2 separate regions of the Homo sapiens genome follow, and region 2 is linked to region 1. The links are chromatin loops, found by intact Hi-C in ENCODE. Cell type or tissue: natural killer cell. All regions are shown on one strand. Links, peaks and the distances in the headings refer to the core of each region. The heading gives the core; the rest is flanking DNA.

The links. Hi-C counts contacts between places; a loop is a spot of excess contacts. Peaks named below come from ENCODE experiments on the same cell type or tissue, not always from the same donor. Only the 100,000 strongest peaks of a DNase experiment are listed, where the experiment ranks them.
Region 2: it touches region 1 in a loop (6-fold over the local background); 4 of 110 quality-filtered maps call a loop at or near these places.

What each region holds. Positions count from the first base shown.
Region 1 is chr7:2,041,678-2,056,767 of GRCh38, forward strand. The region is part of intron 12 of MAD1L1 (mitotic arrest deficient 1 like 1); the gene reads right to left. Among named protein-coding and RNA genes, the nearest start is that of SNORA114, 40 kb to the right of the region's middle. RefSeq lists enhancers at 7,789-8,392, 13,451-13,966, 14,455-15,008, 15,009-15,090. In natural killer cell, for the core only: no CTCF peak of the experiment used is centred there; DNase peaks (open chromatin) are centred at 8,214 and 8,714; H3K27ac peaks cover 1,082 bases.
Region 2 is chr7:2,098,343-2,113,432 of GRCh38, forward strand. All of the region lies in intron 11 of MAD1L1 (mitotic arrest deficient 1 like 1), which reads right to left. LOC105375127 (a long non-coding RNA gene) reads left to right here and starts at 12,238. Exons shown (of 2, transcript XR_001745063.2): 1 at 12,238-15,090. RefSeq lists enhancers at 2,117-2,166, 5,046-5,712, 5,932-6,226, 7,046-7,713, 11,175-12,079 and 2 more. In natural killer cell, for the core only: CTCF peaks have their summits at 6,127 (motif pointing right) and 6,349; DNase peaks (open chromatin) are centred at 4,169 and 6,059; H3K27ac peaks cover 780 bases.

The DNA.
Region 1 (15,090 bases), core at 6,727-10,726:
ATGAGTTGAATGAAACCAGATGAGGAAGAGCTTTGAAGGCATACCATCAGGTGTCAGGTCACTAACCCTCTCTTTGCCCGAGAGGAGTAGAAAACTCCACAAGACAGTCTCACTTCCACGCTGCAAAAATGTCAACTCTCACCATGGCAGCCCACAGGGGGGAGGGATACTGAACACAAAACTCACTCAGGTGCCTGCTTTGGCCTGGCCACGCTGCACCCAGCTCCCCGCAGCACCTCCTGCTCTGTTCCAGAGAGGCGAGCAGAGCCTGCATCCTACCCAGCCAAGGCCAGAGAGAACTAGCTCCCTGGGAAAGCAGCAAGGGACCATCCAAGAAAGACTTAGACACACACACGCACACGGACATGCACACAGACACACAGATGCACGTACACACATATGTACACACACATCCACACACGCACATGTGCACACACACACGCAGACACACATGCACACGGACATGCAGACATGCACACACATATGTACACACATACACATGCACACACACACGCACATGGACACAGACACGCACACAGACGTGCACACACAAGCGCATGCGCACACGTACACAGACACACATACGCACATGCACACACACGCGCACATGGACACAGACACACGCAGATGTGCACAGACACACAGGCACACGGACACACGCACAGACACACACATGGGCACACAGGCACAAGGGCATGCACACGGCATTCCTAACTGCCACCACCGACCTTTTCACACTCCAGCCACCCCAGAACCCTGGCGTTTAGAATCTGCAGCTAAAATACACCCAATGATGGTATCAACGTTCATTTATTCATTCAACAAATACTTGGCGATATGGTTTGGATGTCTGCTCCCTCCAAATCTCAGGTTGAAAAATGTTTCCCAAAGGTGGAGGTGGGGCCTGGTGGGAGGTGTTGGATTATGAGGGCGGATCCCTCACGAATGGCCCAGAGCCATCCCGAGTGAGGAGTGTTGTTGGAAAGATTCTGGAACCTCAAGTGTCTCTCTTGCTCCTGCTCTTGCCATGTGACGTGCCTGCTCCTTGCCTTCTGCCATGATCAGAAGCTTCCTGGTACCTCAGCAGAAGCAGATGCCGGCGCTGTGCTTCCTGTACAGTCCGCAGAATGACCCAGCCTCAGGGATTCCTTTATAGAGACACAAGAACGGACTAATACACCTGAGGAGCCTTCACGCACACACATGTCCACGTCCACGTCCACGTCCACATCCACGTCCACGTCCACATCAAGGCAGTGCTGCTGAGGGCCAGAGGACGCTGCCACAGGCCGACCCCGTGAAGCTGAAAGTCACCTTCGCCAAGAAGGATGGGCTTCTGGAAAACACAGCCCTGCACTTAGAAACTTCAGACCCTACTCTCCACAATCTCTTTATTTATAAAATTGCTTATGCGAAGATATTTCCACGCAGAATGCATTCAATTATGCAGTGTAAGGGGGGGCCTGAATGGAGAACATCCAAGTCAGCCACGAAGACACTTCAGGAAATACAAGAAAACGACCCTGCCACTGACTTTCGAATGTGTCTGCATCCACGCCCCTGTCCCATCGGAGGGGCACAGGGTAATACATAGCACTGCGCTCCCCTCCTTCTCCTGTGGTTCCCCTCCTGACAGCGCAGTGCAGTGCGGCAGACACCCCTCATCCTCGGTGTCAGGGCAGCATTAGCATGTAAATAGCTGGCAGACACAAGGACGTGAAAGCAAGGAAGAGCTCTTTAATTAACTTTAATCCTCCAAAAATCCATGCTGCAATCTGTTCTGACAATCCCACGCTCCTTAGGAGGCCCTCGGCACGACCTGGCACATCCTGTGGGCTGGAGGTGGCCGGAATGGGCGGGCTTGGGAACGTGATGCCCGGGTACCGTGCCTACAAGGACGCTGGGTCATGACTGTTCTCTGGAGGCTACGGGTGCCCTGCAGAGTGGAGGCACGCGGAGGGCCTGGGGGGGCTGGGGATCCAGACTGGCTGAGCGCCTGTTTCCCACCACAAACAGCCCTGCGGAGTGCCAGCCTTTTTCTCGAGAGTGGGGGCAGCACCACCCCAGGCCTCCTGCCAGGCCCCAGGGAGCCCTGAGGCAGGGGCCTCTGCCCATTCTCTCCTCCCAACACCCCGCACTGCCCAACATAGACATAAGCTGGGCCCAGGGCTACTGAACAGGGCCAGGGAGGGCCGGGCAAAGCCTGCCCCTGGAACGTGGCAGACCTCACCGTGCAGGAACAGGGTGTGGGTGGCGGCCGCGGGCTCGGACGTGACTCAAGCACAGATGGGTGCCCGTCCCGTCAAGAGAGCACACGCAATGGACGGCGGCAGCAATGCTCCAGCAACCACAGCAAAGGCCTGATGGAGAGAGGAGGGGAGACAGCAGCATGGGAGGACGAGCTGCCTAGAGCTGGCGGCCACAATGCGCCGCAGGAAGGGGAGCAGCCAACGGTCTGGAATAAAAATCATAGCGAATGCTCACAGGACAGAGGCAGCTACTACAGGTCCTGATCCAAGGGTCACTCTTGCTCATTCCTCCCAACTTGTTCAGTCCGCCAACAACACTGTGAGGACACGCTGGGACAATCTCCGCTCTCTCCAGCAACGAAACTGAGACACAGACGAATGACTTCGGCTGGGTTCCACACAGCCAGCACCTGGGACCAGGATTTGAACTCACGCACCCAGGCTCCTGAGAGGACGCTCCTGCCACAAAGCACCTCAGGTGTGAGAGGCCAAAGAGAAGCTGCCCGGCGCACGTGGAAGAAGGTGGGGACGCTGTGAACACACTGGGAACAGTGCTTTAGAAACAGCAGCAGTGAATCCCAGAGGAGCCCGCAGCATGTGTGAGATGATAACACAATTTCCCAAATGGTTCAGCAGGGCACAGAACCAGCACGGGGGTGCGGCCGGGAGGTCTGGGTCCTGAGTACACATGAAGTCCCCAGGCGATCGACCACACAAGCCTCTCCACTGCTCCAGCCTCGGTTTCTCTTCCTGTACAGCGAGGGCGACTCAGCACAGCCCACGTGTTTCCCGCTCAGCTTTGTGAGATTCAGTGAGGATGACAAGAACTGGAACTGGAGTCCCAGCTCAGTGAGACAGACCCCAAGAAATGGAGGCCATCAGTATGGCGTAGTCCCCCGGGGCGTGGACACCCTCTCAGCTCCTGTGCCAGTGGTGTAGACAGGGGAGCCCAGGGGAGGCAACAGCATGAACAAAACCCGAGCCCCGGGCCAGGCCTGTCACCTCCCCACTCTGATGAGCAGCAGCAACCATTCTCCGCACTTCACAGAGGAAGCAGAGGCTCTGACAGGGGCCACACGCCCAAGCCACACGGCCGCAGAGGCACGATCTGAGCCAGGGCGCCCTGACGGCAAGCCCCGGCCTCTGATCACCTCCCAGGGTGAAGCCATTCAGCAAGGGAGCTGCTGCCACCAGGGGCCAGAAAGGACATGAAAGGCTCCGGCCTCCCACCCGGCCTCCACACCCCTCTCTGCTCCAGGCCAGGAGCACCAGCCCGTGTCTCAGTGGCTGTGAATCCCTGTAAGAGTCCCCTGTATCCCTGTGAGAGCCCCCGTATCCCTGTGAGAGTCCTCGTATCCCTGTGTCCCCGTGAGATACCCCACGTCCCTATGAGAGTCCCCCATGTCCCTGTGAGAGTCTCTGTGTCCCTGTGAGAGTGACTCCCAGCCCTCAGGCTGCCGGGTGCCCTCTCAGGTGCCTCTCATGGCCAGCCCAGCACTCTGCGTGTACATAGCACTATCCCTCTCGGGAGCCCGCAGGGTCACACCAGCCTGGCTTACACAGAAATAAATTGTGCTTCTGTAACCAGCAATATTTCTTTAACTGGAGGTTAATAAAAATCACCGTTGGAGGCTAACCAGTGGATCTAATTTATTTAGAGACTTTTCTGAAGCTGTGGATAAAGCCCTTTATTAAAGCTTAGTACAGCACCTGACGATGCCCTGGAAAAGCGACAGTCGCTTAGTGGGATTTGGAGGCCGTGGAGCAAAGTGAAAAGTCTAACAGGATTCCTTGAAGGAAGGAGAGTGGGGTGGGGGAGGGGAGCGGGACATGGGAGCCAATTTCTCACCTGAGGAGCCCAGCCTCAGCCAGACAGCACTTCAGGGCCCGTCCCAGGCCTTCCCTAAGCCTCGGAGCACATGGTGAGCCCCAAGTAGTCCTTAAATCCAAACGTTCTGCCGAGGGCCCCCCATGGAGCTGAGCCATCATCTTTAGGAGACATGGCACACGTCCCCTGCACCACAGGCCGCCACAGCCCTGCTCCCTGAGGGCCTGCCCATGACAGAGGCGGCAGTGGAGGCCCTGTAAGGGAAGGACTTCCTGGGGAAGACCAGCTGAGTGCTGCAGTGGCCACCTCGGCTGCCTCTAGGGAGTCAAGGAGGGTCCCATGTAAGCCCCAGGCCGAGCCCTGCAATCAGTGCCTCTCCTGGGATGCGGGTGGTGGCGCAGGCCCCACGCCCCAGGTGGACTGAAGCCCCGCCCTCCCTACAGAGGGGAGTCCCATCCCTTTCCAGGCCTGCACTCACAGGCACCCTATGTCCCTGTCCTCAGCTGGACGGCAGCGCAGGCAAATAAGATCGCCTTTCAATGTGCACAGAAATACAAGACCCCTTTCAGCCACCAAAGGCCCCCACAACCTCAGGGCCGTCCAGCGAGCTAGGAAACCCATGTTGTCCTCCTCCTCCCAGGCCCGGCGCCCGTGCCCACCCAACCCTCCCCTCCAGACAGGCTCCGGCTGGGGCACTGCCCATGAAATGATTTCGACACACAGAAGCTCACTTAAAACTTCTAGTCTACAAGAGGTGAAAACTTTGGAAGGGTGAAGTTCAAGAACTGTGCAAATCCTCTTATTTTTCTGGAGACGGAACTCTGCGTGGCGATCATCTCCTCAGCTGCTAAACCCCTTCCAGATCAGAAGCGACACAAACCCCGCCTCACCCGCCTGCCCTACACTAAGCCGTGAGGACGTCTTAGTGTAGGAAAGGGGTGAGCGCTGCCCGCCTGTGCCCAAGGGGCCACATTCAACCAAGGGTGGGAAAAGAGGTGAGTCCTTTCCAGACCATCTGTCCCCACTGAAGATTCCGTAAGCTCCTAGGTGGAGGGCTAGACCTTGCCCAGACAGGAGCCTCAGGTCTAAGGAGGAGGAGCAGCGCTCCCTGTGCCCACACGCACAGTGCCCGGCCCCCTGTCCCAGGTGCTACCTCTGCACCACACGCTGCGCACACAACACCCCCTGGGCTGAGCGCACCCACTCACAGACGACAAAGGAAACTGGAGGATCAGTAATGAATGGCCACCAGCGCGCACATCCATGCCCCAATGCCAGCTCCCGGGTTGAACTCCTGGGTTGAACTGTTTACTGCGTGCCACCCTCCTGGGCAAACAGTCTTCGGCTAAGGCCCTCCCTTCCCAGATTCTCAGGTTCTACAAGTCAGTGTCTTTCCTCCGTTCACCCCAGCTCCCCAGGGCTGCTGATGAGCTGACCTAAGGCAAAGCAGGCAATGAGAACTGTGGAAAGGGACCCTGAGACACCGCTTGCTCTGAGCCGCAGCTGCGTAACAAGCTGCAGAAAACCCACCGGCACGAGGAAACCCTGGGGGCCTGTCTGCAGACCGTGCCGATGATTGCTTCCGTCTGGAAGAACCTCCCTTCCTCCCCTTGGTGTTTTATTGGGGGCAGTTTAGCTCTTTATGGGTGAAGTTAACCAAAAGAATATTAACTCCATTCTACACTCCCTGCATCTGACTGTTTTCCATTTGATGATGGATGATGTTTAATACCTCCCAGTCTGAGCACACTCTGGGTCTGTAAATACAGATCCTGCTTTATTGCTGTTTAATAACTATCACAATGGTTGGGGCTGGCCTTGTCTGCTGGGCTTAATGTTCCATGAGGGTCTCGTGGGAAAAGAAGCCAAAATGCATAAAAGAACCAGTGTTCCAGAATGGTAAGCACAGATGCACACACATGTGCGCACACAGCACTCACACATGTGCATGCTCAGACACATGCACACACAGAGCTCACACAGCACAGACATGCACACTCACATGCATACAGAGAGCTGCCTCTGCAGACACATGCACACTCACACACGTGCACTCACATATGCAGAGAGCTGACTCCACAGACACATGCACAATCACACACGTGCACTCACGTGCACACAGCTCACCAGTACAGATACATGCACACTCATGCTCAATGCACAGTTCACACAGATGTGCATGCACAGCTCACAAAGCACACGTGCACACTCACATGATCACATGTGCACACAGAACTCACACAGCACAACATACATGCGCACACAAGTACACACGTATGGACACACACATACACAGCACTCAACACAGATATGCACACACGTCTCCTACACAGAGCTCATGCAGCACAGACACGCACACAGTAATGCTCATGTGTGCATGCATGCACACTGAGCACCGACACGGGTGTGTTCATGAACACCCGGGTGCACGCATGTGCACACTGACGCACACGCGTGCTCTCAGACACCATGCTCCAGCACCCTAGTCGGGCAGCGGGGTAGGTGTAGAGGGACTCGGAGAATGAGCAGCTACCTGGGCTGCGAATCCTGCCTGTTCACCCAGGCAAGTTCCTTCATCTCATCCAACGACAAATTCCTGTTGCACAAACACGGGATTTCCAAATCTGAGCTCAGAATTCTCCAAGTGAGTTTTAAGTGAGATGATTAGAGGGATGTTAATGAAATGAGAAGTTACTCTGACGAATGCCAGCAGTGACCGCTATACATCGAATGCCCACTCACTGCAGGTCCCATGCCAGGTATTTAACATAGGATTTGTCAGGAAATAAATTTGATGAATGGTAATAAGCATCAACCACACTGCATAAGGCCTGGCACAGGGCAGGCAGGTGGGTCAGCCAGGAAGGGGCTGTCCCATAGGATGTTGAGTGATGGCCAAAAAGTCCCCCTCCGCCCCTCTGTGAAGAACCTCCTCCAAGACGAATGCAGAAAACCGCACTCAGCTGAACGGAGCTGTGATGGGAGCCTCCCGAGCCTGGCTGAGCCCCCTGTGCCACACCCCTCCAGCTTCAGGTGCTCTCCCCACTCCACAGTGACTCACAAGCCACCACTCCCACTTCCCCAAGCCAGCGCCAGGCCTTCTCGAGGCGAAGAGCTGTGCCGATTGTCACACTTGCCTGTGTCCAGCCACTGACCGCGTCAACCATGCTGCCATTTTCATCAGGGTCCCATCTTATTTTTAATGTGATTTTGTGTAGCAGGGTGACTTTTAGGAACACACATCACCTTAGAATAGAACTAACCATATGTTTGTTGAGTGAGTTGATGATGAACTACCTCACACATATATTTGAACATTACAATTTAAAAATATTTTCAAAGCATTCCCTCATGTAATCTGTGAATCGGCTCCCCGTGCAGATGGGGTGAGGCGTGCATGCTTCATTCTTCCAGAGAGGAAGCAAAGGCAAAGAGAGGGAAAGGGAGCTGGCGCCAGGCACAAGTGAGAGAGTGACAGAGCTCAGGTTCTAACAGGTTTTCTGATTCCAGCTCCTAGGCTTCCTCCCCCTAGAAGAGAGGAATTCCAGCAGGGCTGGCCTCAGGCCTCCACCTCCCTTCCCGGTGCCCCGCCCAGGGTCAGACCCTCTCCCTGCACAGTGGGGGCCCCCACTCCATGGCCTCTGCTGACTCGGAGCCGACTCAGTAGGTGGCTCATGCCCACCATGGGTGGCAAAAGGCTCGGGGGCAGCTCACCAGCTCACGGGCCTTCTGATGGCACTCAAGAAATTTAGTTTAAACACACACAGATTTTCAAAGAGGCGGTAGGAGGAAGGACTCACCTAGTCCGCCCAGGGGCCTCCTGCAGAAGCAAGATCTGTGCCTGGACCTCACAGACACCTGGGTCCAGCAGCATCCCCATGTCTTGCTGGAGGGCAGGAGCCACCCAAGGGGCACTGGGCACTGCCTGGCGTGGGTGGCCAGACTCGCTTCATCAGCACCAGTGTCCAGGAGGACTATCGAGCACTGTAATTCCCAGGGCACCTCATCCAATGTCTGCAGGCACCAGACCACAGGTTCACAGGGCACCTCATCCAACATCTGCTGGCACCATCTGCGGGCACCAGACCACACGTTCACAGGGCACCTCACCCAACGTCTGCAGGCACCAGACCACACGTTCACAGGGCACCTCACCCAACATCTGCGGACACCAGACCACACGTTCACAAGGAACCTCACCCAACGTCTGCGGGCACCAGACCACACGTTCACAGGGCACCTCACCCAGCGTCTGCGGACACCAGACCACACGTTCACGGGGCACCTCACCCAGCGTCTGCGGGCACCAGACCACACGTTCACGGGGCACCTCACCCAGCGTCTGCGGGCACCAGACCACACGTTCATGGGGCACCTCACCCAGCGTCTGCGGGCACCAGACCACACGTTCACGGGGCACCTCACCCAGCGTCTGCGGGCACCAGACCACACGTTCACGGGGCACCTCACCCAGCATCTGCGGGCATCACCGCCCCTTCCACCTGTTGCACTCCTACGAGAGCTAAGCCAGGTATGAGGCCAGACCAGAAACCAGAGACCAGGATGGAACCTCACGCGCCTGCTGGAAGCAGGGAATCCCCTAGCCAGTGCCTCAGACCCATGTCCACACCCACACGGGCAGACGGAAGCACCAGGCTGAGGGTGGTGAGCCAGGGGGTTCCTGGGCCGCCTCCACTCTGGCTGGTGTCAGGCTGTGGCTTGACCTTTCTGGCAGCTCCGTTGAAGCACCCACAGAACCATGGAGACCACAAGCCAACAGTGGCCTATCACCGGCCTGGAGAAAGTCCAGACACTTCACACCTTCTGACTGAGGCCAGGGACCTCTCCCAGGACCATGGACACAGGGACCCAGGCACCCACCCAGACTGTGGTGCAGGGAACTTACAAGGCTCTTGGGTGTGCCGTGACACCAAGGACAACTGAAGGGGCAGAGGCTGCGGAGGGAGCAGCCCAGTACCCCCGAGGGCGGCTCAGTCCTCAGCAGGCCCACCCACCTGTGCCTCACAGGCCAGGAGCAAACACACCTGTGCGGAACGGCCAGGTGAGGCTGGCTGTCACCTTTAACATCTCTGAATGTCTCCAGGAGGGGCCTAGAGAGGGTTCAGACACCACCACCAGGATGCTGCAGCTATTTTTAGTAGAAAGACTCAAGAGGCTTCCTTGGCAGGGAACCATGCCTTTGAGCATGACCATCAATTTTCACCTGCAGCTAACTTCCTTTCCTTTCAAGATCAAGGTTATTCAAAGATTTGGATTTCTTCGAAACTGAGTTTAAAGAGAGCATGTTTCTCTACCAAACAGGATAGGGGATTTTAAAGCACAAACAAGGACAATGTCAGGCCAAAGCCTGGGTAGGCAGGACAAGGTTCCGGGCCTGGTCCCTCCAGCCCTTCCCAGACACCCTGCAGGCCCTGCTTGTGTCCCCCCGAGGCTGGGCTAAAGCCACCTGTGCCAGCTGGATGATGCCTGGCCTGGGCACTGGAGGAGCCTCCCTGGGCTCCTCTCTAAGCCTCGGTCTCTCTGGTATAAACCTCCAAAGCTGAGGGGGACTGGGAATTCCACAGCCTCTCTCCTAGCAGGACACTCCAGGTTTCTCGTCCATAACCCACGTGGTGCTGTGGAGCCTTGGCCTACAGGACAGAAGGGGCTCCTGGGATCTGGATGAAGTGGTGGCGAGGGGGGCGCTGACCTTGTCCTTCAGGAAGAGCCACGTGGCTCAGCAGGCAAGATCCAAGACGTTTCAACGTGGTATGTTAGAAACTCACACTTAATGCAGAAAAGCCCAGGAACGAGACATTGAAACCGCACATGAAGACTGGGCCTTCCCTGCATCCGCCGGGTCACCTTGCTGTCCCCCACCTCCCCCACCCCCCCACCAGCTGCCCTGCGCCTGCCGGGTCACCTCGCTGTCCCCTACCTCCCCCAACCCCCCACCAGCTGCGCTGTGCCTACTGGGTCACCTTGCTTTCCACCCCCCACCACCCCCACCAGCTGCCCTGCGCCCGCCAGGTCACCTTGCTGTCCACCCCCCAACCCCATCCCCCACCAGCTGCCTGGGGCCCCTGAGGGCTCCTCAGAGCCATGGACAAGCTGAGCAGCAGGTGCCGTGTCAGGCTATACCACATGGGGTGCCAGAAACTGATTTCACTGGGAAGTCTTTTGTTAGGAGTACTCCAAGGGCAAGCGTCCTCTGGGAAGCGTGTTGGGAATGGATGTTTACAGGGGCGTCAGGCAGGGAAACAGCCAGGCGGAAAGACAACCATTCATGCAGAGTCAACACCTGTGCACCCCCTGCATTCCACGAAGGAGCCCCCGGCAGGCCAAGACCCACGCTCCGCACACATCAGAGAGGAGGGGCTGGCCTCAGAGAAGCGAGAGCAGGAGCAGGGTGACCACGGACAAGGGCAGAACCCTATCGTCCTCGCCACGCGCACAGCCACAGCTCCGCCACAGCCAGCCATGGCATGACTCCATATGCCAACAGGCTTCCCTGGCCCCTTCATGTGAGCAACAGAGCACAGGCAGCGGCGTAGTAGGAGCCCCAGGCCTGCCGCCACCACAGTTGGTAACAGCCTCAGGAAGACCACACAGACAGAATGCCCAACAGACAGCAAGCAACAGCACCCAGGAGGGCGCCGGACAGCTCACTAGGGCCCAGGCACAGCAGGCAGGGAGGGCGCCGGACAGCTCACTAGGGCCCAGGCACAGCAGGCAGGGAGGGGGCTGGACACTCACTGGGGCCCGGGCACGGTGCCCAGGGAGGGCACCTGACAGCTCCCTGGGGCCTAGGTATACAGTGGAAACCCTACTTACGTTTATAAGTCCTTATATCTTACAAATAAATGGGTGTGTTCATTATTGGCCGCAGGTCATACCTATCCTTTTTAAACAAATATGCACGTATCAGTGTGCAAATTCCACAGTTTTTATAAAGGGGTACACCATCAAAATAAACCTGGAGCAAACAGCTGGGACACAGCTACGGCAGCTGGCATGGGCATGGCCCTGGCGCCACAGACTGCTGCCCGGAACAGACAGAGGAACCGGGAGGGAGCTGGGGCCCCAGCCTGGAGCATGGGGGAGGGAGGCGCTGGACCTCCGGGGCCATGGGGAGATAGGAAGCCATGTGTCCCCAGCAGGACATGTGGGAGGAGGAAATCCAGAAGGGAGAGCTGCCCCAAGTCCCGGGACAGCGGAGGCTCCTCCACCAGCCTGAGGAGGGAACGGGTGGGTGCCGCCTCCAGTGCCTGCATCTGAAGGCCGAGCCGTCCCTGCCCTGGCACCTGCTCCCAGCCACTGCCTACCCTCCTGCTCTGCCACTGACAGCTACACGTCTTGCGACTTTGGTTGTTGGGAAAGTTGAAAGCAAGTAACACCCTCTTCCACATTGCTGACATTAGCTCAGGCATCAGAAGCAGAAGCCTCGGGATCTGCTACCTGGTAGCAGGCCCTTCCTGAAAACCGGTGAGTTTGGGGGCCGCGGAGGCCCATGCAGACGGTGAGGCTGGGACCAAGAGTCCTCCGGGCGGGGGCAGAGCACAGGGCAGGTGAGGCAGAGGCAGGAGAGCTGCTCCCTGGCCACTCCAAAGGCCTCAGCACCTCCTGTAGGTGAAGGAGTCCAATATTCACCAGGCATTTACTCAGAGCCTGCTGTATGCAAGGAACTGTGCCAGCCGCCGGTGAACAAGGGAGAAAAGGGCCTGCCTCAATGCTATGAGCCGGACGCCGGGGATGATCTGGGTTCCGGGAAGTAGAGAAGCTGTGTGAAGGCCCCAAGGCCCTGGCGGGCGGCAGGAAAGCAACGGGGAAGCAGAGGAGGCTGCAGAGGTGGGGCCCATCTTCCCCGCACAGCACGTTCCAGCCAGGGCCTGGGGACACGGGTTATGGGGGTGCCCCAGGCCAACAGGGTACAGGGCCAGGGACAGCCCCTGGGTGAAGCCAGGGAGCCTGTGACCCAGGCCCTGCATTCTGGGCTGCAGGTTTCAGTAGGCTCCTGTGACCGAGCTCTCCAAGTGTGATTTGCCACCATTAAGTGGACGCAGGCCATGACTCCTCAAAAAAGAAAGTAGACCTGGCTTCCACAGTGCTCCAGGGGCACCCGATTCTAGCCACCCTCAACACGGAGACCCGAGGAGACAGCCTTATCTCAGCAGCACCATCCAGAAATGCCCTCATCGGGGTTTCTGATGACACACCTGCCACCAGCACCCTTCTGCAGAGGGAGGCAGGGCGGGAGGGGTCAGGGCTGCACCCGGGTGCCCGCAGACAGGGCACTCCCACCAGGGCCAGAGCCCACGAGCACTGCTGCTCCCAGCCCACCTCCCCCAACACAGTGCTGTGGCCATCTCCTCAAATCTCCCTGAAAGGGCCAGGAGTTCCACAGCCTCACCTGGAACTGTCCAGAAAGTCCCACCCATGGGCGGGTGGGGACAGGACTGTGGTCTTTTCAAAGAGCCAAGAGTAAAGATGGGTGACCTGAATCCAGTGTAACGCAGCCTCCAAACTCCACGCACCTGAGGCAGAGACGGCGGTCGGGCGCACGTGGAGGGCTCGGGCTGGTGGAGGCGGTCCACGCTCCCACAACCCAACCTTCATCATCTTCACACTGGAGACGGGTAAAATGCATTGTTTTGATTTCACCGTATTTCCTAAAATTGCTTTTCTCCCTGGAATTTTTTTCTGCCACAGCCAGGTCCAGCTCCCTCTCGGAGGGAGAGTGCAGCAGTGTCTGTGACAAGGTTGGCTTTCTAATAACTGTGCAAATGGCTTTGTCCCATAACAAAGTGGACATTCTTTCCTGAATGGATGTAATAGAAATGTCAGTCTAGAAAGGTAATGGGAAAGGGCGATATATTAACACCTGGAAATTAAATTCCAAAGCCGAGAGAACCCTGCTTATCTGTGGAGGGAAGAGGCCCTCTCACTGAGCAGAGCAAACACGACCCTGGAAGCCGGGCTGGCCAGCGTCTCAGGGCCCCTCCTGCAGGCTTTGCACCGATCCAGGTGTACGTGGAGGGATGTGCTTTAAGTATGAACAAAGCAAGGTCTGAAGCTGAACTTGAGCTGCGCTCGGCTGGGCCGTGCCCTCGCAGTGATGGGAGAGCGGGGAACACATGCGGTACTCAGGGCTGCTCCTTGGACATCCCCAGAGGCTAAAGCCCAGGAGACAAGATGGGTTGCATGGGTCACAGTAGCAGGAGGAGCCGAGCGGTGGGGCCGGGACTCAGGGACGACGGCAGGGCCCGAACTCCATCTGTCCTGTGTTCACGTACACAGTGCAGAGCTTGTCACAAAGGGCGGGGGCAGCAGAGACAGAGGAAGCGGGGCCAAGCCTCCCTCCAGGCACTAGGCAGGCAGCACAGCGAGGCGGTGCGTGCCACGACAGCACCAGGCAGAGGCACGCCACAAACCCTGACAGAAAGCAGGGAGTGAATGAGCACACGCCAGGACGTGTGTCCTCTCGGAGGCAGACAGTGAGGACAGCAGGTAGGCAGTGGTCTTCAGAGGGAGCTGGGGGTGAGCCAGGCCTAGGGCCAGTCAGCAGCATCCACATCAGCTGTGTGACCCGGCCCCTGTGGCCCGCATCGTAGGGCACGATCCAGGCCTCTGCCACCCCTGACAGAACTGGCCCGGAGCAGCACAGGAGCGCCACCAGGGAACCGGTGAGACATGGGGACCGCAGGCTGCACCCCAGAGCTACCAAGTCACACTCAGATTTCCACGATCTCTACAAAAACACAAAAGAATTAGATGGGCACGGTGGTGGCACCTGAAGTCCCAGCTACTCGGGAGGCTGAGGCAGGAGAATCACCGGAGCCTGCGATGTCGAGGCTGCAGTGAGCCGAGACCACACTACTGTACTCCAGCCTGGGTGACACAGAGAGACCCTGTCTCAAAAAAAAAAAAAAAAAAAAAATCTAGGACCAGGCACAGTGGCTCACAGCTGTAATCCCAGCACTTTGGGAGGCTGAGGTGGGTGGATCACTTGAGGTCAGGAGTTCGAGACCAGCCTGACCAATATGGCAAAACCCCGTCTCTACTACAAATACATAAATTAGCTGGACATGGTGGCAGGCGCCTGTAATCCCAGCTACTCGGGAGGCTGAGGCTGGAGAATCGCTTGAACCCAGGAGGCAGAGGTTGCAGTGAGCTGAGATCATGCCACTGCACTCCAGCCTGAGTGACAGGGCAAGACTCCATCTCAAAAATAAATAAATAAATAAATAAAAAACACAAATCTAGCATCAAGGCTGGCCGCATGGCCTGGGCAGTCTCTATGCCACTCTTAAGCCTCGACTTGCTGGGCTAAAACGGGGCCACAGAGCTGACCCCCCGACGCCTCAGCGGGCGCCACAGGGAACATGATGACTGTCTGACACAAACCCCTGGAGGGTCACAGAGGATGATGCTTTCCAGATGACACAGCAGGTACTGGGTGTTATAAATACTCCCTTCAGTGCTACCTAAGACCAAAAATTTTCAGTATTAAAAAAGAAAGAGCAAGAGAAATCGTGCCGATCATGAAGCCTCAGACCTAAAGAGGGGTGTGGAGCAGAAGAGACGGCGATCAGAAGCAGCATGGGGCTCGCGCAGGCTCTTCTGTGGGAGGGATGGAGGCCCTCTGCTCTGCTCTGCTCTGCTCTGCTCTAGGGAAAGAGGGCTAGATCTCACACCCTCAGGGGAGGGAGGAGCACACAGCCAGATTTAGGCTCCCACTGGGGCAGAGGAAGAAACCACAGAATGGCTATCCAGGAAAGACGTGGAAGGAAGTACAAGACTGGCTCCACGACCCATCTGCAAAGCGACCCAGGAGATACCCACGTGAGCGAGGGCGGTGCTCACCTCGAACCAAGGCCCACCACAGAGCTCCCACGGGCTCCCACCCAGCGCCCATTATCACAGAGGGGTGAAGGACAAGTCCTACTCAACACTAGAACCAGGACAAGGAGTTGGTGTGGCTCCAAGAGGCAGCCCAGGGGGACTGTTGTGGGG
Region 2 (15,090 bases), core at 3,860-7,859, 54 kb after region 1:
GGGGACCCAGGTGCTCAGTCCAGACAGGAACAAGAGACCTCGGGCCCTAAACCCTGTGACAACCAGACACAAAGTGGGCAAGAGTCCCTCCCACTCACCGCAGAGATCCAAATAGCCAGGGTCCCTCTCCCCTGCTGCCTGGGGTCCCACCAACCATGCCGTACGCAGCAGCAGTCACCCAAGCCATCATGTGTATGGTCTCTTGCCTGGTTAACAAGTCAGGAAGGCTACGCTAAGGACGGCCCCCTCAAACAAATGGGCAGGGAGCACAGCACGGCAGACACGTCCATCCAGCACAGCCCTGGTCACGGAGGACACGGCACATGCAAGAGCCGCCTGCTGCCACTGCTCCAGGAGGCCCAAGGGAGCGCACTACCACACCCGATAGCTGCCCGGCATGAGCCAGAGGCAATGAAGATCTACACACCACAGGGCTCACACCACACGCCAGGCATCACGCACCAAGGCCCGGCGTCCCCAGAGGTGGGCCCAAGGGGAAATGGAGGAACAGAAGGAAAGCCCCTGGAGGGCCAAATAAAGGGGTCAGAAAAGACGCTACTCGAACTGGACCTCAAAGGCTGAGCTGGAATTTGCTAAGCCAAGAGGGCAGGTGGGAATTCTTATAGAGGAAACAACAGGAAGGTGCCGGAATGTCTGGGGATGGAGGGCACCCTGGCATGGACACGGAGGCCTCCTGACACGATGGGTGGCAAGGGTGACAGAAACACAAGTGACCCCAGTGCACGTGGCTGAAGAGGGTGAGCTTCACTGAGGCTCCTAAGCGCAGTGGTAGCACAGCCTCCCATGGTCCAGGAAGGAGCATCCCCCAACGCACCGCTAACACTGGTGACCAGACTCCACCCCGACCGCCAGGTCAACATGCAGCAGCCACAGCCTGTCTCACCTGGACCCACAGCCCCGCCTGCCCTGTGCACTCCGGCGCCCGGCCCACTGTGGAGGGTGCAGGTCAGGTGCTCGCTCTGTTCCTCAACAGGAGTTGTTTCCCGCAGCCCCTGCCGCCTTGGCTTCGTTAGCATTCAACAGCAATTTATTCCTCTCTCGCTGCCTTCTTTTGTGCAGCAGAGATAAGTAATGTTTCTAATCTGTGCTATCTCCCAGCTGCAAATGTTCAAGCACTTTTTTCTTTTTATTTAAAAAAATGAAATCTCATTTTAGATTTGCAAAAGAGACAGCTAGCAATCTTTACTGTACTAACAACCCGCCACCCAGAGGCCAGGCGGGAGCGTGGACGGAAGTGAGCGCATCGGGCTGGGAGACAGCCGAATCTCAGAAGTCAGCACTGGGAGATTCATTTCTCTTCTCTTCAAAAAACCCATTAGACGTGGTTCAGAAGAGGTACTCCTACCCGAGACCCAGGAAGCACCCGGGCCGTGGCTTCCTGTGAACAGTCCTCAGGCGTGAGCTCTCAACCCTGCAGGGAGGAGCCCCTGGTAGGCCATTCTGGCCATGAAACTATCCCCAGTGGGACTGGCTGCCGACTGTGAGGAGTCACCTCCCACCAGCCCAGCCCTCGATGCCCCAGGCATGACTCAGAAGAACCAGCACCAATGCTCTTGGTGTCATCTGGGCTAACCTAGCACATGGATTTTCAAACTTCTCACAGCTCAAGCCAAGGGGCTGGCTGTGAGCTCCTTACAGGTAGAGGTCATTCCTTACACTTCGCCCCCAGCCACACAAAGCCCAAAACCGTCTCAGGGACATGGGCATTTAATAACTACCTGTTGATGGATAAGGACATAGGTGAGAAGCAAATCCCAGGCAACCATTGAGGTTTGAGAGACAGGTGCACACTGCTTTACGACGGCCAGCGCAGTCAGCTGCAAGTACTTTCTGTTCCAGACCAGCAGGGAAAATGAGGAGGAAAAGGTCTCAAAGCCCAGCCTGTTTCTGAGCAGAGCTAGGAATCCCAGCTGACTAGATCTCCGCGTTCTCCTTTACTCTTGAAACTCTATGGCAGAAAGCACGGCCTTTTGACCTTGAGCCTTCTGACAGATAGTAAGAAGCATGCCACAGCCAGGCGCTTCTGAGCGTGAAGCACCTGCTTCCTGGAGGGGGTGCCACACTCCAGACATTACAATGCTGGTGCCTTGCTCTGTGGTACTGCCGCTTTGCTTCTGCTTTACCCTACCCACCTGCCCACCCGGCGCGTCTGCCTCGTCCTGGCAGGACAAGCCCTGAGCGGGCCCTGCACCATCTGCAGGCCTCCTGACACCTGAGAGCAGAGATGCTGTCCGTGTCCTGGGCCCTGGCTGCAAACCGGAAGGCGTCCTTGGAAACGGCCGCACTGGGCCAGCACACAGCAAGCAGGGAGAGTGGGAGCCGCGTCCACCCAAGCCCCAGGTCCTGGCCGCAAATCATCACTTCATCTTGGCAGCTCATTCTGTTTTTATCATCAGTTTTAAATAATTAAGCTGGCCCTGAAGGGGGTTGGAGGGTGGGAGGGGAACAGCTCGTTGCCCAAGGCCAAGCCCCAGCGACTGGAGGCGCGGCTCCAGCATGACTCCTGTCGGGAGGGGCGCAGGGGCCTCCAGTGCCCCCCACCTCCACTCTGCAGACACGCCTGACAACTTGACGTTGGTGTTAAAGTCGTATCATTTCTGTAACAGTGCAGTTATTAACGAAGCCTCATTTGCACGTGTCAGGGGAAGAGAAAAATCACCTAATTAACCACTTTCCCCATCAGCAAGAGGATGGGGGGAGTGCTGCCAATTTGTTTTCAACGGCTTCCTTCCCACCCTCAGAAACTTGCTCCCCTTCAATGGGAAAAAACTCATAATCCTTTGTCACAAGGGACTGGAAAAACCCTAGTTTCCACTGTGGGAACATTCATACACCAAAGAGGATGCGGGCTTTTGTGCTATGGGGTCTGCCCTGGGGGGAAGGGCCACAGCCACTGTGCCTGGCGCGAGACTGGGGCTCCACTCCTAAAGGGTCTCCATTCAGGTGGGTGGCATGAGACTGGGGCTCCACTCCTAAAGGGTCTCCATCCAGGTGGGTGGCATGAGACTGGGGCTCCACTCCTAAAGGGTCTCCATCCAGGTGGGTGGCATGAGACTGGGGCTCCACTCCTAAAGGGTCTCCATCCAGGTGGGTGGCATGAGACTGGGGCTCCACTCCTAAAGGGTCTCCATCCAGGTGGGTGGCATGAGACTGGGGCTCCACTCCTAAAGGGTCTCCATCCAGGTGGGTGGCAGGAGACTGGGGCTCCACTCCTAAAGGGTCTCCATCCGGGTGCCTGGCGTGAGACTGGGGCTCCATTCCTAAAGGGCCTCCATCCAGGAGGCTGTGCACCTGGACCCTGAGAGCCAGTAAAGAACAAAGACGCTTCTTCCCTCAACTTACCAAAGTGAGCAGCCTCTATGCTGCCACCCACCAGACTACCGGCTCCATGCTCACCAAAGTGAACAGCTTCTATGCTGCTCACCCACTAGACTGTTGGCTCCGTGCACACAGGGCCACAGCTGTCTCAGTCACCATCACAGCCCAAGCTGGCCCACGCCTGACACATGCTGGATAAACACATACCAGGCAGGAGAAGGAGGAGTGCAGTCCAGTGCACACAGGGGGCTCTGCAGCTGGGAAGACCCTGACTGGAGGTCTGAATCTGCCATGGGTGGGAGTGGGCAGATCACACAGCCTCGCTGACCTTGGACCCTCCTGTCTGACTCAGGACTGAGTCTCCCCAGCAGAAGAGGCTGAGAGCACAGGATAAGGTGAAAACGCAGGCTAGGTCCTGGCACCAGTCACAGGGCAGACTCTCAACAGATGCCAAGTCCTGCCACTGCACCCACCATCATCACCAACACTGCCACTGTCACCACAACCACCATCACCACCGTCACCGTCACCACCGCCACCGTCGCCACCGCCACCACCACCACCGCCACTGTCACCATCACCACCATCACTATCACCACCACCACCGCCACTGTCACCATCACCACCGTCACCATCACCGCCGTCACCATCACCATCACCACCGCCACCATCACCACCGTCACTATCACCACCGTCACCATCACCACCACCATCACTAGCACTCTCACCATGTCACCATCACCACTGTCACCCTCACCACCACTGCTACTGTCACCACTCACCACCACTGCTACTGTCACCACTCACCACTGTCACCAATAACCACCATCACCACCATTCTCACGTCACCATCACCACCACCGTCACCATCACAACTGTCACCATCACTCTCACCACATCCCCATCACCACTGTCACCATCGGTGACACCACGGTCTCCACCACCCTCGCACCATCATCGCCACTGTCACTATCTCCACTGTCACCAGCACTCTCAGGACCACTCTCCACACCATCACCACCGTCACCAGCACTCTCACCACGTCCCCACCATCACCACTGTCACCATCAGTGACACCACGGTCACCGCCACCCTCGCACCATCATGGCCGTCACCGTCTCCACCGTCACCAGCACTCTCAGGACCACTCTCCACGCCATCCTCAGCATGAGACGCATCCTTGTCACTCCAGAGACAATGCCCAGAGATGGCGTCTTCTCCTACCCACTCCTAAAGCGGGCCTCTCCTCAGGTGTATAAGGCACACGGAGAAAACAGGTTCGGCAGAGGTGGCACTGTCCCCTCTCAGGACATCAGCTCCACAACTCAGAGGAGGCAGCCTCCGTGATGCTGCCAACACCTGGGTCAGCGCTGGGTCAGGCCTGGCCACGCTGCCTGCCTGCTGGAGACGCGCGTCCTCTCCCACCTCAGGGCCCCTGCGCTTGCTGCTGCCTCTGCCTGGAACGGGCTCTCTCCCCTGCCCCTGCACCCTACAAAGGGGCAGCTCCGACCACGCTTCAGCTCTCAGCCCACATGGTGTGTCCAGAGGGAGGCCGTCCATCCGGCCACGCTGAGGGCCGGGTCGCAGCCCAAGCCATGGCTGCCCCGACGGGCCCTGCACACACAGTCATACCTGCGCTCCTGCACTCAGTGAAGGCCTGGGCCTGCCTGCCCCGCCGCTCAGTAGACGGCACATGGGACATCGCCATGCCTAGTGATGACGTTTCTGTTTGGAAGAAGTGGGTGAGCACCTGAGAGGACAGAGGGTGAGGCGATACAGCAGTGCAGCAGATCTCACCCGCCCCCGAGGCCACTGCACAGCGGCGGGGCTCTCGACCACCGTGCTCTTTGTTGGGCGGGGCAACCGCAGATGGGCCAGCACTGGGGCAAAGCCCACCACCAGGCAGCCCTGGGAGCCCCTGCGAAGGCCTCTCAGGAGCCGGGCAGCACAGCCAGAACACTGAGACTCGATCCCACAGGGGAGAAGGAGGGAGCGGCCACGAGGAGGAGCCAGGGAGGCGGCTACTCAGAGGGCAGGTGCTGTCCTCCTCCCTGCCCAGATCCCAGCAGTGTGGCATAAGCAGACCCCCTGAACCACTGTGCACGGAGTCCCTCCGCATCCCCAGGCAGAGGGACAGTCTCACAGGTGGTGTCCGGACTCTGGAGATGGGGTGGGAAAAGGCAAGGAATGCGGGGAGACCACCAGTTCTGATGCCACGCCATACAACACTCCACCCCGCTGGACGTCGGAGAAAGAGGCCCCCAGACACATGGCAGAGAATCAAATATGCAGCCGGTGTCTGGAAATCATTCAATGAAGGTAAGGAGTGTGCTCCTCAGCAGCCTGCCTTGAGCAAAAGCATCTCGTGGCAGATAAGTAATGATCAGAGCTCTCCGGGCCAACTGCACAACAGGCCATATCTGTTATTAAAGGCATGCTGCTTTGATGACCAGAAACCTGGATTAGAACCACGGCAGGCTGGGCCTCCATTTGGGGAACCAGGACAAAGGCAGAGCAGATAGCGGCAAACTCCTCCACAGAGGCAAGCCCGGAGTCCCCTGTGCACTGGCGGAGGCTGCTCAGCCCGAGTGGCACTGCACAGGCTCCTGAAGGCAGATGAGGCCCCGGAGAGAAAACACAGGAAGACAGCCCCCACAGCCCCGCCCCTCCGCGAAGGAGAGCCGTCACGGCGGCGCAATAGCAGGCCAAGGGGGACGCAGTCTGGCATGTGGAGGCGGCCTGTTGCGTCAGATCCCTGACCCGCATGTCAAACACGCTGGTGCCTACAGGGGGCGGCTGCGGCACCTGGACACTCGGAACACGCGCTCTGCCACCAGAGACAGGCTGGGCTCAAATGAGAAGGAATGAAATGCCAGCAACTACAGATCTTCCACGAAAGCTCCCCTTAAGCCAGCTCTTCGGTTTAAATGAATTTACTCCTCGTTAAATTCTTAACCTGAAAACATAACTGTTTTATACTTACATGCCTCATTGTGACATCCCTAACGCCTTTGAAAACATAACTGTTTTATACTTACATGCCTCATTGTGACATCCCTAACGCCTTTGCCATGAAAGACCTCACTGCCAAATCCCACTTTAATTATCTGAGCACAGGTCACATAAATCACTGCAGCTCCCACGCCAGGCCGTGCACAGCCATGTGGGCTCAGCCTGCAGCTGCCTCTCCTTCCAACGTGCAATGCAGGGTAGGTCCCCCCGCAAGCCCTGGGGACTCTTTCCGGAGCTCAGGGAAGGAAACCGCTCACCTCCTAAATGTTAAAACACGAAGGGAACTACGCACAGCCCGCCTGGAGATGGGATTCCTGGCACAGCCTGAGGGCTGACCCACCCAGTCAGAGCCCGGCTTCCCCAGGGGCCGGACACCGCAGTGAGGGGCTGTTCTGAAAAGAGGTCTGCCGGGAAGAAACTGGCTGTGCCTCTGCAGCCCGGGAGAGCCTCACTCTCTGAGGCCACAAACACCGCACCGTCCTGCTTGGGGATATTCCAGTGAGCAGAAAGGGAAGGTCTCTGCCGACAAGGGGTTGGTTACTAACAAAGGGCACTAACACACGAGCTGGCTTCAGGTGGTCACAGCCTGAAAGGCAACAAAGCCAGCAGCGAGGTGGAGTGAGGGGGCCCAGCTAAGAGCAGGGGAGGAAGGCCACTCAGGGCAGAACAGGCCGCAGAAACCGCAGTGCCCTACGGGGCGGTCTCTGCTGGCCTGGCAGCAGCAGGCAGAGCAAAGCGTGGGCTCCACGGGAGGGTGGGCGGGCACAGCCTGCGCTGGGGCAAGGCAGGGAGCGTGGATCATCACCCGAGGCATTCATAAAGGACAACCCAAATGTCTGCTTTGTGGCTGCTCCTACACTGCCCTGAAGCCAGGAAGTAACGAGGCCAGGAAGCCCTGGGACCAGCCATGCAGCCTTGCCAAGGCCAGCCACGCACTGTGAAGGTTCTGAGGGAAAATGGGGCCTCTCTCACCACAGCCCTGCTTTACCTGGTGGCCTCGGCCTGTCTCCTCACCCCCGCACGGTCCAGTAAGAGACCACCTTCCAGATGAGACCAGAAAGTCCAGGCACGTGAGACGCCCAGCCAAAACCCCAGTACCACCAGCTCCAGCTCTCTCCTCCTCAACGCTCCTCACCCACCCCGCTCCCCAGCTCCAGGGTAGGGCAGCAGGAAAGGCCCCCATCGTCACAGATGCCACCTAGCAACACCTTCTGGAGCACAGTCCCAGAGCCCTATCCAGCTGCGGCCCCACAACCAAAGGGCACCAACACCTCAGCCCTGCCCCTGCCCCTGCCCCACATATGGCCCCGCCCCTGCCCCACACATGGCCCCGCCCCTCCATTCTGCCCAGCACGAAGCCCCACCCCCCAGACCTATCTATCACACACAGCGCCAGCCATCACACAGCCCCGCCCCTCCACCCTGCCCAGCACACAGTCCCGCCTCCCACCCCCAGCACAGGGCCCTTGCCCCATTACGCCTAGGCTAGGAATTGGGCCCTTAGTGCTGGCACATCGGCAGCACCCCTCCACTGCGTCGGTGCCTTGCGTGAAAGGTGCGAGCACGGCAGGCCGCTTCTCTATCGGATCCACATGTCCATCCCTGGAGACGGCCATGGTCACTCACACTCCCCACTTCCCAGGCCCGGCCCCACCCTGCCCTTCCTTCTCTATCGGATATACATGCCCATCCCTGGAGACGGCCATGGTCACTCACTCTCCCCCTTTCCCAGGCCCGGCCCCACCCTGCCCTTCCCACATGCGCTCCTGGAAACCTGTGCCAAGCCAGCAGGCTCTCCGAGGCTCCCTCTCCAACCCTGCCTAACACCAAGGAGGACACGTGAGCTCCACTCTCCCAGGGGTGGGGGGAGAAGGCAGGCCAGGGGCACAAATCCCTCCTAGGAGACCGCCTCCCTCCTCTCCAGCCCACCAGACCCAGGCTAGCATAGCCCGTCACACTCTCGGCCCATCCCGCAAAAGACGCCTGCAGCTGCACTGGAACGTGTTGTCCCGCATGGGCTGTAGGGCCTCCACGAAACCTGAGAGAGGAAAGTCACCATTCAGTCCCTTCTGCAGGGCTGCCCCTCCCCAGCTGTCATGAGTCCATGCTGCAGCCGGCTCTCTCAGCTGGGAGCCAGTCACCCTTCAGCCCCCAGGAGGACTCGTGATGGAGACCCTCCTGGCCCTGGCTGAGAGACAGCTGAGTGCAGACCTGGGCAGGGGCCCGGGGGTCCAGAACGCAGCTGGCCCAGTCCCCTAGAGGAGCGTAGTCTAGTGTGAAAGAGCCAGGAGGCTCCTGACGCCGTGTGTTCTCACAGGGCCCGGCCCCACAGCCTGGCTCCCAAGGACAGGAAGGGCACCCACATACAGCATCACTCAGCACCTGGCTGCCTGGGACAGCCGGAGGGCCTGAGGATGGCAGCGCACCGGGAGGCGTGGAAGGAGGCAGGGCCAACATCCCTAGCAACACAGAGGAGTCGCAAGCACCTTCCCTGCAGGCGGTAAGCCAGGAGTGTGTGGGGCGGGACAGTCAGAGTTGGTGAGGTCTCGCTGCCGGAGCATCCGGTGGCAGGAAGCCCAGTCCAGAGGCTGCAGCCCAAGCCACAGCAGCCCTGGGGCAGAGGGGGCTGGCCCTCGAGGATTATGTGGTCACTGCAGGGTGGTCTTTGCCACCCCACCACCTCCCCCTGAACTACCCACAGCCTCTTCGCTGGACCCCTGCATCCTCACGCACCGACACACTTCCTGCTCCCCATCCCGAAGGCCTCTTTCTCCAGGTCGCTCTTCCGACTGTGTGAGGTAACCATGCCACTGCCGCGCTTCCAGTCTTCAACAGCTGCCCGCTGCAATCATGCTGTGATCCCCGCACTGTGCCAGCCCTGCTGGCGTCCCAGCAGCTCGTCTGTCCCGCTTGGTCACCCCTGCCCAGCCCCCGGCTGCCCTCAGGCCTCTGCTCAGATGCTGCCTCCTGGTAAGGCCCTGCCTGGCCCCCAGTGACGTCTTTCCCACCCTGTCATTCCACAACACCCAAAGCATTTCCTTCACAGTGCTTTCAATAATTTCAACGCACTTCCTATGTTTCAAAACATTAGAGGGTATTTGAGGGTCGGAGATGGTAAATGCTTGGACACAGTGATGGGTGAAAATGGTTTCTCAGCTGCCACCCAGACCTGCAAGGGCACCCATGGGGATGGTGCCTGGCACATGTCGCTGGACTGTGTCCCGGGCTGTGACACCATAGCTCTCCACAGAAGAGTCCAGGCAGGGGACAGGAGACACCGGCACCCCCCCACCCCCCACCAACAGGATGCTCAGTGGGGACATGAAACCCATCCAGGTGCTCGGAAAACACCTGTTTTAAAACTTGCTGACCAAAAACCCCAAAATGGATCATTTTTAAATACAAGGAGCACTAAAGATTTTCATTATGTACGATAACATTCCCATCAGAAGAGAACAAACTTGGGGGCTGTAGCAAATGAATTCCGGTGGGATTCATGTCCGCTGATCACTATTCAGGCCCCACCTCATTATCATAGCAGGCTTAATTGGCATTTCATCCCCACATTGTGTCTCACAAACGAACAAGGTGTAATTATGGTAAAAAGAGCGCTCCGACGGTTTTGGTTTAATTCATGTCATTCATCCGCGTCAGAATCAGCACAGATGTTCTACTGGAGGACAGAGAGGAAGATGAGTGGCTTTCAAATTATACTTTTTTAGTTTAAAACTTTATTTAAAATAAAAAGTTATTTAAGTAAAATTTACAACACAGTGTTTTTCTCCCTTTGTTTTACTTGCTATAGGGCATTAACTTTCAAAGGCTGGTTCTGCTTAATTTGATTTTTCATTTTCAAATGAACATCTGTGTTTAGGTCTAAAAAGCTCTTTGTTTAAACATACAGAGCCCCAGAAAGGGTCTGAACAAAGCCTTCCTCTGTAAACACTTGATTACCAGGAAGGCTTTTCACAGGGAGCCAGGGGTTGGCAGAGGGGGTTTCACTCTGGCTTTCTCTCTAAGGTCAGTAGAAACTTTCATCTCCTTTCAGAATGGGAGAAACAAAGGCAGCAGCCCTGGGGAAACGGCTCAGCCTCGAGCTCCTTCTGAGCTAGGGACGCGGCAGGAGCGGCTGTCAGAAATGGGCCCAGGTGGCCTCCAGGAGCCGGCCCGATCCACGATCAGTTCCATCCCTTCTTCACTGGCACATCTCTGAGGCAGCTCCTGGGGAAGTGCAGGGCCCCCGCGAGGGCTCGCAGGAAGAGCACGGGACAGACCAAACAGGCGCTACCAAGTATGGGTTCCAGACCCCCACCCGGCCATTCCAGACGCCTCCCTGTGCTGCGCACACAGCCTCCCCGCACCCGCTCTGCAGCTCAGAGCTGCTCACCCTCAGCTCTGGGTCCTCCGCACCCACTTCGGATTCCCATCAGAGGACAGGCCCTGCCTGTGGGCCCATCACCATCCCATCTCCCACCTAGACGGAAAACCCGAGCTCTGCTCCTCCTGAAATGAGGCCAGCCCTCTGGTGTCAATTACATGCAACTTCCCCGGGCCTCGGCTTCTTCTTCAGGCCACATGGATAGTCCCTGCCTTAAGCAGCCCATGAGAGCACTGGAGGCGCACACACAATCAGGTGACGAGAAGCGGCTGCAGCAGCCGCAGGGAACACGGCAACACAGGAGCCGAACCCGGCACAGCGGGAGCCCCACGCCCGCCAACCCCAGGAGGACACTCAAGAGTGGGGCCCCAAGGACTCTGTCATTTCAACTCACTTCCTATGTTTGTAAACGTCAGAACTCATAGCAGGGAGGTGTGCGGCCTCAGGATCCCAGCAACAGCCCCCAACAGCCTCGAGATGCTCTGGCGTGTCAGCTTTAGGGACTACATCAGAAGACTTCCCCACAATCCAAGATTGTCAAGAGCTGGTTAACGTAGGAAGTTTAGCAAGAGCTCACTGCGGCTGCGTGGGTCTAAATAGTTTTAAACACTTCTGTGTTTTTATAGCATTATATTTAGAAACCTCTAAATAAAACTCATGGCGAGTGTTGCAATAATATACATTTTTTAAACTAATTGAATGTTGCCATTACAAGTGCTATTTTGGACAATCTGCTAAATATGTAATTTAGGAATTAAGATTCATATCTTACAGGATACGCTAATTATTCCTTTGAATCCGTTTGGGTACTTTCTGAACACACACAAGAAGTCTGAGAGTTGGCGACAATATCCACCCTTCTCCACAGCGCAGAGGTCAGGCCACTAGTAAGGGCACAAGCGTGGGCTCAGCACAGTTGTGAGAGTGCAGACCCAGCTGCGCAGGCCGGAGGTGGCCATGAGGCCCACGCCTTTCCAGTCCAGGAGGCTCCGGCTCAAAGCAGCGGGAAGTTCAGTTTATTAAACCACAGCCGATTTTCCTAAGGCTCCCCTCCACTGATCTCACACACGTTATCAAAATGACACAGATGTCCAGATGGCAGCACCTCGAAGATTCTTGAAGCCTCCTCCTGTGACTTCAATGACACAGATGTCCAGATGGCAGCACCGCAAAGATTCTTGAAGCCTCCTTCTGTGGCTGGACTGTGCGCTCACAGCCGTGCCGCCATGCCCCACGCCTCGGTACACAGCAGGCACAACCAAGCGAGCAGCTGCCCGGCTGCTCCTGTTCCCTTGGCGCCTCGAGGTCCCGGCTCAGAAGCCACGCCCAAAGCGGAAATCAGACCCCGCAGGGCTGTGACTCGCACAGACACCTCCTCTCCTGTGAAGCATCTACTTCTATTAATACAGCCTGAGACAGAGTTCACTTCTTCTGAAGTCACAACCCAACAGTGATTCGCTCTGACTCACACTGGCAGTGGAGAAAACTCTGGAGTGACTCAGACGTGCGGCAGATGAAGGCCTCCTTCCCATCCTCAACACAGCCAAGTCATTTTGGGTCTCAAGTGTCTCCCTTTTGTCCCAAATCAAATTTTTCTTGCTGAAGAGCCATCATTTCAGACTATTAAGATGCTTTCAGATCTGTGACGGGCTTCACCAATTAATAAAAGCTACTTCTATACCGATACTCACCGCCTGCCCCCAGTGCGGTCCGAGCAGGGAATTCCATGGTGCACGCCCATAAGAAGCGCTTTCTGCATCTCACAGGACAACAGCCGTCTGCGCTCAGACCCCACCATCTCCCTCAAACACAGTTTCCCAGCAGAGCCGAGGAGATGACGGCGCGGGCAAACCCTTCCTGTCCAAACAAAGCTCACTACATCCCTGGCTTGCTCTGCTCTCACCCCATCCCTCCCTCGAGTCCTGTACACAAGTGAGGGGAGGAAGAACGGATCAGGAAGCAGCAGGGTACAAAGAGCAGAAGAGAGCTTCGGTCTCAAGTCCACAGGGCACGCTGCGGCCAAGTCCTCCGACGAAAAGTAAATTAAAGACAAGAGGAACAAAGAAGAAACAGGGAGAGAGGAGGAGCACACACACCGAGCGTCCACTGTGCCCGCCCCTCGCTCCCCCCACACCATGCGGTCTGTGTGATCGTCCCACAGATGAAGACTAGAGGGGCTCGGGAAGCCAGGCCTCAGAGCCCGCAGGCGCCTCCATGCACCCCTCCACCTCTGCACGCTGGCTGCCCAGCCCCCAGTCCCAGGCGTGGAAGCCTCCCAGGCGGCAAGGAGCTTTCGAGACCGTGGCTGCTCAGCCCTTGCTCTCTGCTCTAGTCAAGGAGCGTGCCTCGGAATGAATGAGGTACAGTCTTTCCCTAAAGTCACCGGAGAACAGAGATCAATGAAAAAGGAGGAAGGGAGGAAAGACAAAAGACTTGAGAGGAAGCAAAACGAAACCAGCTTAGATTTGATCCCGATACGTGGGAAATCAGGTGGGGAAAAGGGGCTACAACTCCATGATGACCACAAGTCCAGAGGGCTGTGCAAGCCAACACGGCTGGGGGCTGCAGAAAGCACCACAGCAACTGTCTGACGCCAGGTTGGGGCCAGCAGCCGCACGCTGGAAAACGCAACACACAGCCCACACAGCCCTGTGGGGGCAGCTAAGCCCAAAACCCTGGCGTGGCCCAGCAGGAGCAGGCCTGTGCGGAGTGGACCTGCACACACAGCAAACGCACACACCGCGAACGCACACACCGGATGCTTCCCGCTGTGGAGACCCACAAGGCAATGTCTTCTGAAGTTAAAAGGATGCCAGGATCCAGCAGTCCCACTCCTAAGTATGTGCTCAAGGAAAAGTAAGAGTTTAGATCATACAAAGCCAACATTTCCAGCAGCTTTACTCCATTTCACCAAACCCAGAAACAATACAGATGTCCTTCAACCAGTGAACGAATAAACAAGTCCCAGAGCAGCCGTGCCTGGAGCATCACTCAGCAACGAAAAGCAGCGCTGCGATTCACACAGCCACGCGGTGAGTCCCAAATGCACCTCCATGAGCCAAAGATGCCATATTTGTATGACGTTCTGGAAAAGGCAAAATCACCAGACAGAAAGCATGCTGGGGTGGCCAGGGAGGGGAGTCTGGGGTGGTGGGGCCGCAAGTCAGCCCCAGGCATGTGAAAATGCGCAGCTGCACAGCAGAAGGGCAAATGAGGCTGTATAGACAGTTTTTTTTAATCAACCAGAATGAAAAAGACTCAAAATGAAACACCAGCTCTAAGCGGTAAACCTAAGGGAACCACAAACAAAGAACACAACACCAGGCAGTGGGAAACACAACGGCACCCACGGTGCTGAGAAAACGCCACTTCCACTGGGAACGGTAGGCCAAGGACAGAACGGCCTGTCCACAGACACTGCACCCTCGCAAGTCAACCTCTCCTCACAGAGCCATGGATTAGCAATTCCAGAAAGACCCTGTGCGCACGTGAGGACTGGATGGGTAAGTAAAACATGGTGTGTGCTGACACCTGGGCTTCTCAAGACCAAGGAGACAGCACAGGAGGCGAGGACAGCCCAGGGGTGCTGGATGGAGCCAGTGTCAGGGTGTCCACCGAGGGGCCCTGGGGCCCTGACACACCCGGAGCAGGCAGCACCCCACACCCACATCTCATCTCTAAGCAGCACTCGGCAACAAGAGGAAACAGGGCTCACTGGGAAAGTGGCGGACTGCAGGAAAAGGGCAGGAAAAACATCTAAGTTTAGAGCATCCTGCAGTGCCAGATAGTTTGAAAAAAAAAAAAGGCTTTAAAAAAAGATGAGGGCAAATCACAGGGCACGAGAGCCCAACTGTGAGAGCTCCCAGTGACCAAGGCTGAAATACCGTGAATGAACCGAATCCGCAGAGCACTGGGTCACGGCCGTGAAGTAAAACAGAGAAGGAAGCAACTGACACAAATAACCTACTCGACGAGGGGCAGAGCCTCCCTCAGCAAAGCGTCCCACTCAGGAAACGGGGACGAGGGGCAGAGCCTCCCTCAGCAAAGCGTCCCACTCAGGAAACGGGGACGAGGGGCAGAGCCTCCCTCAGCAAAGCGTCCCACTCAGGAAACACGGAAGAGACGGGCGGACAGAAAACCGCCCTGGGGCCATGGTGACAAGCCCCGCAGCTGAGATGCACCAATAGATGCTTGAACTAGGAGGAGAAGTTTTTGTAAGAAATGGGGGCTGGGCACGGTGGCTCACAGCTGTAATCCCAGCGCTTTGGGAGGCTGAGGTGGGTGGATCACCTGAGGTCAGGAGTTCAAGACCAGCCCGACTAACATGGCGAAACCCCCTCTCTACTAAAAATACAAAAATT